2 separate regions of the Homo sapiens genome follow, and region 1 is linked to region 2. The links are chromatin loops, found by intact Hi-C in ENCODE. Cell type or tissue: endothelial cell of umbilical vein. All regions are shown on one strand. Each heading gives the region's core, and the rest is flanking DNA. Links, peaks and the distances in the headings are about the cores only. Region 1 overlaps LOC112268413 (a long non-coding RNA gene). Region 2 holds the start of LOC124907755 (a long non-coding RNA gene).

Region 1 (2,905 bases), core at 203-2,702, 210 kb before region 2:
CCACCATCTGAACTCTGTGAGCAAGCCTGTGTGTGGAGGAAAAGCCAAACTGTGGAAAATTACTTGGGGAGAAACTGCCGCTCCCAGACACAGGGCCTGCTGTTGGGCCTGTGTTGTCGGCCCCGTCTCTTTCTTTGCGCCCTCATCCCCAGGGCGCTGAGCCTGGCACAGGGAGACAGCCGTGGCCTGAGTGCCCAGGCTGGTTCATCCCTGGGTCAGGAAGGGCAGCCCAGTTTGTGCTGTGGTAGGGCCTCTCCCTGGCACCAGGGGTGCCCTCACCTCCAGGGCAGAAATCCATTCAGGACTCACTGTCCCCCTCCCCATGTCCCACCTCCTGGCTCCTAGGAGGAGAGGGTCTGAGTGAGCATGGTGAGGGCCTCTCCGAGTAGGGGAGGACCCCTTAGGGCTGAGGAGGGCAAACTGGAGGGACCACAAAGGTGAAGAGAATGGCAGCCAGCCGAATGCCAAAAACTGGCTTTCCAATCACTTCTCTCCTCTCCCCATTCCTGTTGCGGTTTGTGGATGTCCAGTGCACATCTGCATCGCTCCCTCTGCTTCTTGGCTCTCGTTTTCCTCTGTTTTGGCTTCAGGCATCCCTTGCAACAGTGCTGATCTCTGTAAAGTGAATCCTGTGTTCCTGTTGCCATGCATTTTGAGACCTCAGATGTGTTCCCATAGCTTTGGGAAGGGGCATATGAGCCCCCAGGGGAGCTGAAGGCTGCGTAGAGGAACAGACCCTATGCATGGATGAGGCGGAATACTGCGAATATCACTGTGCCACTTCCAGAACTTTCCAGGGTTCCTCAGGGCTATCCTTCCTGAAACCCTTTTCTCAGCCCCACACAACTCCTCTTAGGCTGGGGATGTCTTGCCATCACTCTCACTACAGGGCCAGAGTGGGACCCTATGCCCCAGGGTCTGAATTTCTGGGTGGAGCCCCTGGTAAATTCAGCACTACTTTGCAGGGAGCTGGGACTCAATGTCTCTGGCCTCCTGCTTGGTTCTTCCCGGTTCGCATCTCTGGCTCTCTTTGGCTCTTTTCTCTCCAGGTCAGCCAGCAGGCCCTCCTCCCTACCCCGTCCCCTCCCTCTCTCCCCACATCTTGGCTCCACGCTCTGTTTTCCTTTAGGACTTGCTTTCAAAGAGCACCAAGTTGGCCACTAGCGTCTCTGGCCTGGCCCACCTTAAAGCCTGACCCTGACTCATGGTCCTGGTCCCGACAGGACGTGGTTCACACCGGTTTAGAAAACTCTGGACGGCAAAGTCACAAACCATCTGCACCCTCTTCTTCCGCCCCAGACGTTATTTATGTGTGTGGCTTTGTGTTCGTTGCTAAATGCGGCCTGTGTGAAGGCTGTTAATTAACCCTTTGAGAAATGCGCTTCCCATCGGGGCAGGGACAGGAACAAGGAGCATGCTTCTAATCACCGAAGATTTATCCTGCTTCAGACGAGGCGTTTAATGAAGGCAGGGGAAGGGGCTGGAGGAGATGCCCTTCGAAGCGGTTTAAAGAAAGCCCGTTTTGTGCACGCAGATTGTCAGAAGGGCAGGAAATTCTAAATCAACTGTGCTCCTGGGCCTCAGTGAGGGGACAGGGGGTGCATACAGGGAGGGGGAGGGGGCCTGTGGGGTCGGGGGAGGTCTAGGGGCACAGGCCGGCTATCAGGAAGCAGGGCCAGGCAGCTCTCCTGGGATGAGCTGTGTAGTCACTCAACTCTTTGGCCGTCTGTAAAATGGGACCGCGTCTCGCCTGCCTCCTCCCTCCAGGGCATCCATGGAGGGGACTGTAGAACAGAGTTGGAGGAGCCGCTTATAATACAAACAGTCATCAAAGAGTGACCATGCTGTGGGTGCCTTGGGAGGTGGGTGGGGGTGACAAAGTGAAAAGAGGGACTTTCTTTCCCAGTGAGGGAGGGTGAGCTCTGGGGTCAGGGTGTTCATAAGCTTTCCAGGGGGCCCTCTAGTTCCTCACCTGTAAAGTGAGAGGCATTCTGGAATCTTCACAGCTGGCTGTAGGATTATGGGTTTCCTGACACTGAAAACAACCTTTCTTCCGAAAAAGGAGAAATTCAGTTTTGGGTTTCACTCCCCCTTGGTTTCCCAGCCCAAGGCGCATCACGGTTCCCACCCTTCCCAGATGCACTGAGGGTGGTACTGGCTGGAGGGGTTGGGGGAGGAGGGCAAGCGGGAAGTCCCAGGACATCCCAGCTGGGCGTGGGGGCTGAGGGACGGAGTGGGCCACAGAAGCCCGCTGATATTTATAACTGCGACTCTTTACATTCTGTATAAAGGCATGCCTAAAAAGCACCATTGAGGGAGGGCTCAGACGCCTGCCCGCACGCAGCCAAGCTTCCTGTCAAAGCCGAATGAGCTCAGAAAACAAAAAAATGTATTCACAGCTCTGAGTCTTCCCCGCTTCCCAGGCTTATTTCGTTTGAAAATACTCAGAGTTGGAGGGAGAAAAGGTAGAGGAAACAGAGTCCAGCCTGACTCCCTAGGGACCATGTATCTGCTGCAAGGTTGTGTAATCTCTCAGAGCCACACATTTGCCGACTTGTAAGGTGGTTGTGAGGAGGAGGTGAGAAGATAGGTAGGAAGAACAAGGTCAGCAGGAGATGCACGAGCGGGCTCCCACTCCATCCCCCTCTTCCCTCCTCCCTCCCTGTCCTCCATCCCTCGCTTCCACCCCTTTCTTTCCTCTCCCCCAACCAGTCTCTCCTGAGGTCTGCCATATCACCCTCTCTGCTGCATCCCTAAGATGCCCAGATAAAACCAACCTAATATCTTTCAATGATCTGCCCCAGACAGGCCCACACAATAATGAACCCTATGATGGACAGAACCCAGATATCCCTATTTCGGCCTGCCGCATAGACAGTGGAAGTGTGCGTGTTTCAAGTTTGTA
Region 2 (2,905 bases), core at 93-2,592:
GTTCAGGAACCATTTTACGGACTAAGACACTGAGGCCCTAGGAGATAGGGCTTCTTGGCCAAGTTGCAGAGCCAGCTGGGGCCCAGGGAGTTTAATCCAAGTGGTGTGGGTCTCCCTTTCTCTCTGTTCAGGGAAGTGCCCCCTTCATCCCCTCAGAGAAGGGCCCCAGGACTGCAGGACAGGCCATGGGGGGTGCAACCTTGGGAGGCATGAAGCTTGAGGAACTGAAGGGCTAGGAGAAATTCAAGGGCTGGGCACAGTGGGTCACACCTATAATCCCAGCATTTTGGGAGATCAAGGCAGGTGGATCACCTGAAGTCAGGAGTTCAACACCAGCCTGGCCAACATGGTGAAACCCCGTCTCTACTAAAAGTACAAAAAAATTAGCTGGGCGTAGTGGCAGGTGCCCATAATCCCAGCTACTTGGGAGGCTGAGGCAGGAGAATGGCTTGATCCCAGGAGGCAGAGGTTGCAGTGAGCCGAGATTGCGCCATTGCATTCCAGTCTGGGCAACAAGAGGGAAACTCCATCTCAAAAAGAAAAGAAAAAGAAATTCAAAGGCAAGGTTAGACTGTCTCTTAACAGACTGGGGACAACCCCAAGAAATAAGAAGGCACCCCCAGCCTCACCTGTTATTTACTTCTCAGAGCCTTCTGTGAGTCCAGCATTTGCAGGTCCTGCCATGGAAGAAGCCGGCTCTGGGTGGACAAGCAGGAAGACAGGAGGGTGGCCCTGGGTATACCATACCACTGGGCTCATGATATAGACCCCCCCAGTGGAAGGAAGCAAAGGAAAGACATTTCTGGGACATTTAGTGTAGGCCCAGCACTGTGTTTTTACAAGCGAGTATTTTTGTTTTTAATCTCAACAACCCTATGACTCCCATTTATACAGATACACCTCAGACCAGTGAAAAGCAGTTAAAAGGCAGAGCCGGCACTTAAACTTGACCCCACAACGTGGCCTGATCTGTGTTCTGGGGGTCTCCCCAGGCGCCGAGCTGCCAGGAGAAGGGTTGCCAGAGGGAAAGAGGAGGAGGTGTTGGCCCAGCCCCCACAGCCCCAGCCCAGGCGAACATCCTCTCAGCCTGCCTTTATTGTTCACAAAACCGAAAAAGTGATGATGGTTTTCCTTCCTCTCTTTAAGAAAACAACAGAATCAAAACAAACAGAGAAGGGGAACTCCCCTCCTGTAGCTTTTGCCAGAAATGAAAGGAAGAAATAATCCCCGTCATGACCTGGGCCGCCTCACTGCTGCAACAGGGTCTGGGAGGGGAAGAGAAAAACCCCTGCCCCCCGACCATAAAACCCAGAGTTTCTGCTTCCTGATACTGATACAAGCTCAACCTCACCCCCAGCAAATCCCTCACTGTCCTCTGTCCATCACCTCACACCGAAGATCTGACACACACACACACACACACACACACACATACACACAGCTGAAGCAGCTGAAACTTCCCAAAGAGCTTTAGTAAATCCTAAGGAAGGGCAAAGAGGAAATAAAAACATACAAGTCCAGGAAATAAAAACAGCCCTCAAAATGCATTCCAGCATGTTTGACCCCCCATAGTCACTTCCCACTTGAGGCTCCCAGGTCCTACCCCATTTCTCACTCCAGAGCTACCTGCACTGAGGCCCCCAAAGGACTAGAATAGCCTCACAGGGTCCTTTCCAAGCTCTAGATTTGGGCTTGCCTGTATCTCAGCTGCCTCAACAATCAAAGTCTAGAGCAGCGTAGAGCTTATGGTAATACAGGACACCAGATCCCATCCTCACAGGAGCCCTCTCATTCATAACTTAATATAGCTTTTAATTCCAGATAGCTTGTGCTGATTGGCTCACTTGGAGTGACTGGCAGCCTTCAGAGATCACTCTGTCCACAGTACACAGGGTTGTGGCCTTAAAGGCTCAGCAAGGTCATCATTTCTGAGCCTACAGTAACAGCCCTGTGGTCTCACAGAATGGGACCACCTGGTCAGCCTCATTCTTTAACAGGGACTCTAGGGCCCATAGCACCTTTTGAAAACTTCTGGATAAATTAAGGAATTTGTCTGTGGTCTGGATTCAAGGTCAGCGGGAGAACAGTTTTTCTCCATTATTACTAATTAGCCTCAGCAAAGACTAAATGACTACTTAGTAATATACTCAGTACTGTACCTGGTCCTGTGGGAAATGTACATATGAAGATAGATGAGTCTCAAAGCCTCTCAGGGGCAAGAGAAGGATGGAGGCAGGGAGAGGTTTCTGCCTAAACAATCAGAAAAGAGTCTATATGAAAACTCCTCTAAGAGCTGTTGGAGGGTTGGAGGGGATAAGGCAGCATGTGTGACATTGCTAACTGTTTGAGGATTATGGACCACAATGACCTGAGCTCCCTGAGGTCAGAAAATGTCTTGCCCCTTTTGGGTCTCAGGACTGATAGGTCCTGCACTTAGGAGGGGCTCAATTGGCATCTGTTGGGTGAATCACCATTTTCTGGCTTCACTGGCAGCAGATGGTCAGAGGAGGTCAAGCAATGATTATTCTCCTGAAGAAGAGACCAGACCAGGGCTGAAGCCAGATCTTCTACCTCTCTGAGCAATCCCTTTTTCTCAGCAGCCTCAATGCCCCACTCAGCCTTCAACCTTTCTCAACTGAACAGCAAGATAGTTATCCTCCTTTGCATTGTGGCTTTTTTTTTTTTTTTTTCGAGACGGAGTCTAGCTCTGTCACCAGGCTGGAGTGCAGTGCGCGATCTCGGCTCACTGCAACCTCCACCTTCTGGGTTCAAGCAATTCTGCTGCCTCAGCCTCCCAAATAGCTCGGATTACAGGCACGCGCCGCCACACCCAGCTAATTTTTGTATTTTTAGTAGAGACAGGGTTTCACCATGTTGGCCAGGATGGTCTTGATCTCCTGACCTC

The links. Peaks named below come from ENCODE experiments on the same cell type or tissue, not always from the same donor. Only the 100,000 strongest peaks of a DNase experiment are listed, where the experiment ranks them.
Region 1: it touches region 2 in a loop (3-fold over the local background); 5 of 110 quality-filtered maps call a loop at or near these places.

The regions. Positions count from the first base shown.
Region 1 is chr2:42,960,372-42,963,276 of GRCh38, forward strand. All of the region lies in intron 2 of LOC112268413 (a long non-coding RNA gene), which reads left to right. Among named protein-coding and RNA genes, the nearest start is that of LINC01819, 78 kb to the right of the region's middle. In endothelial cell of umbilical vein, for the core only: no CTCF peak of the experiment used is centred there; a DNase peak (open chromatin) is centred at 1,240; H3K27ac peaks cover 1,827 bases.
Region 2 is chr2:43,173,423-43,176,327 of GRCh38, forward strand. It overlaps LOC124907755 (a long non-coding RNA gene), which reads right to left and starts at 2,153. Exons shown (of 2, transcript XR_007086298.1): 1 at 630-2,153. RefSeq lists an enhancer at 781-860. In endothelial cell of umbilical vein, for the core only: no CTCF peak of the experiment used is centred there; a DNase peak (open chromatin) is centred at 1,139; H3K27ac peaks cover 2,383 bases.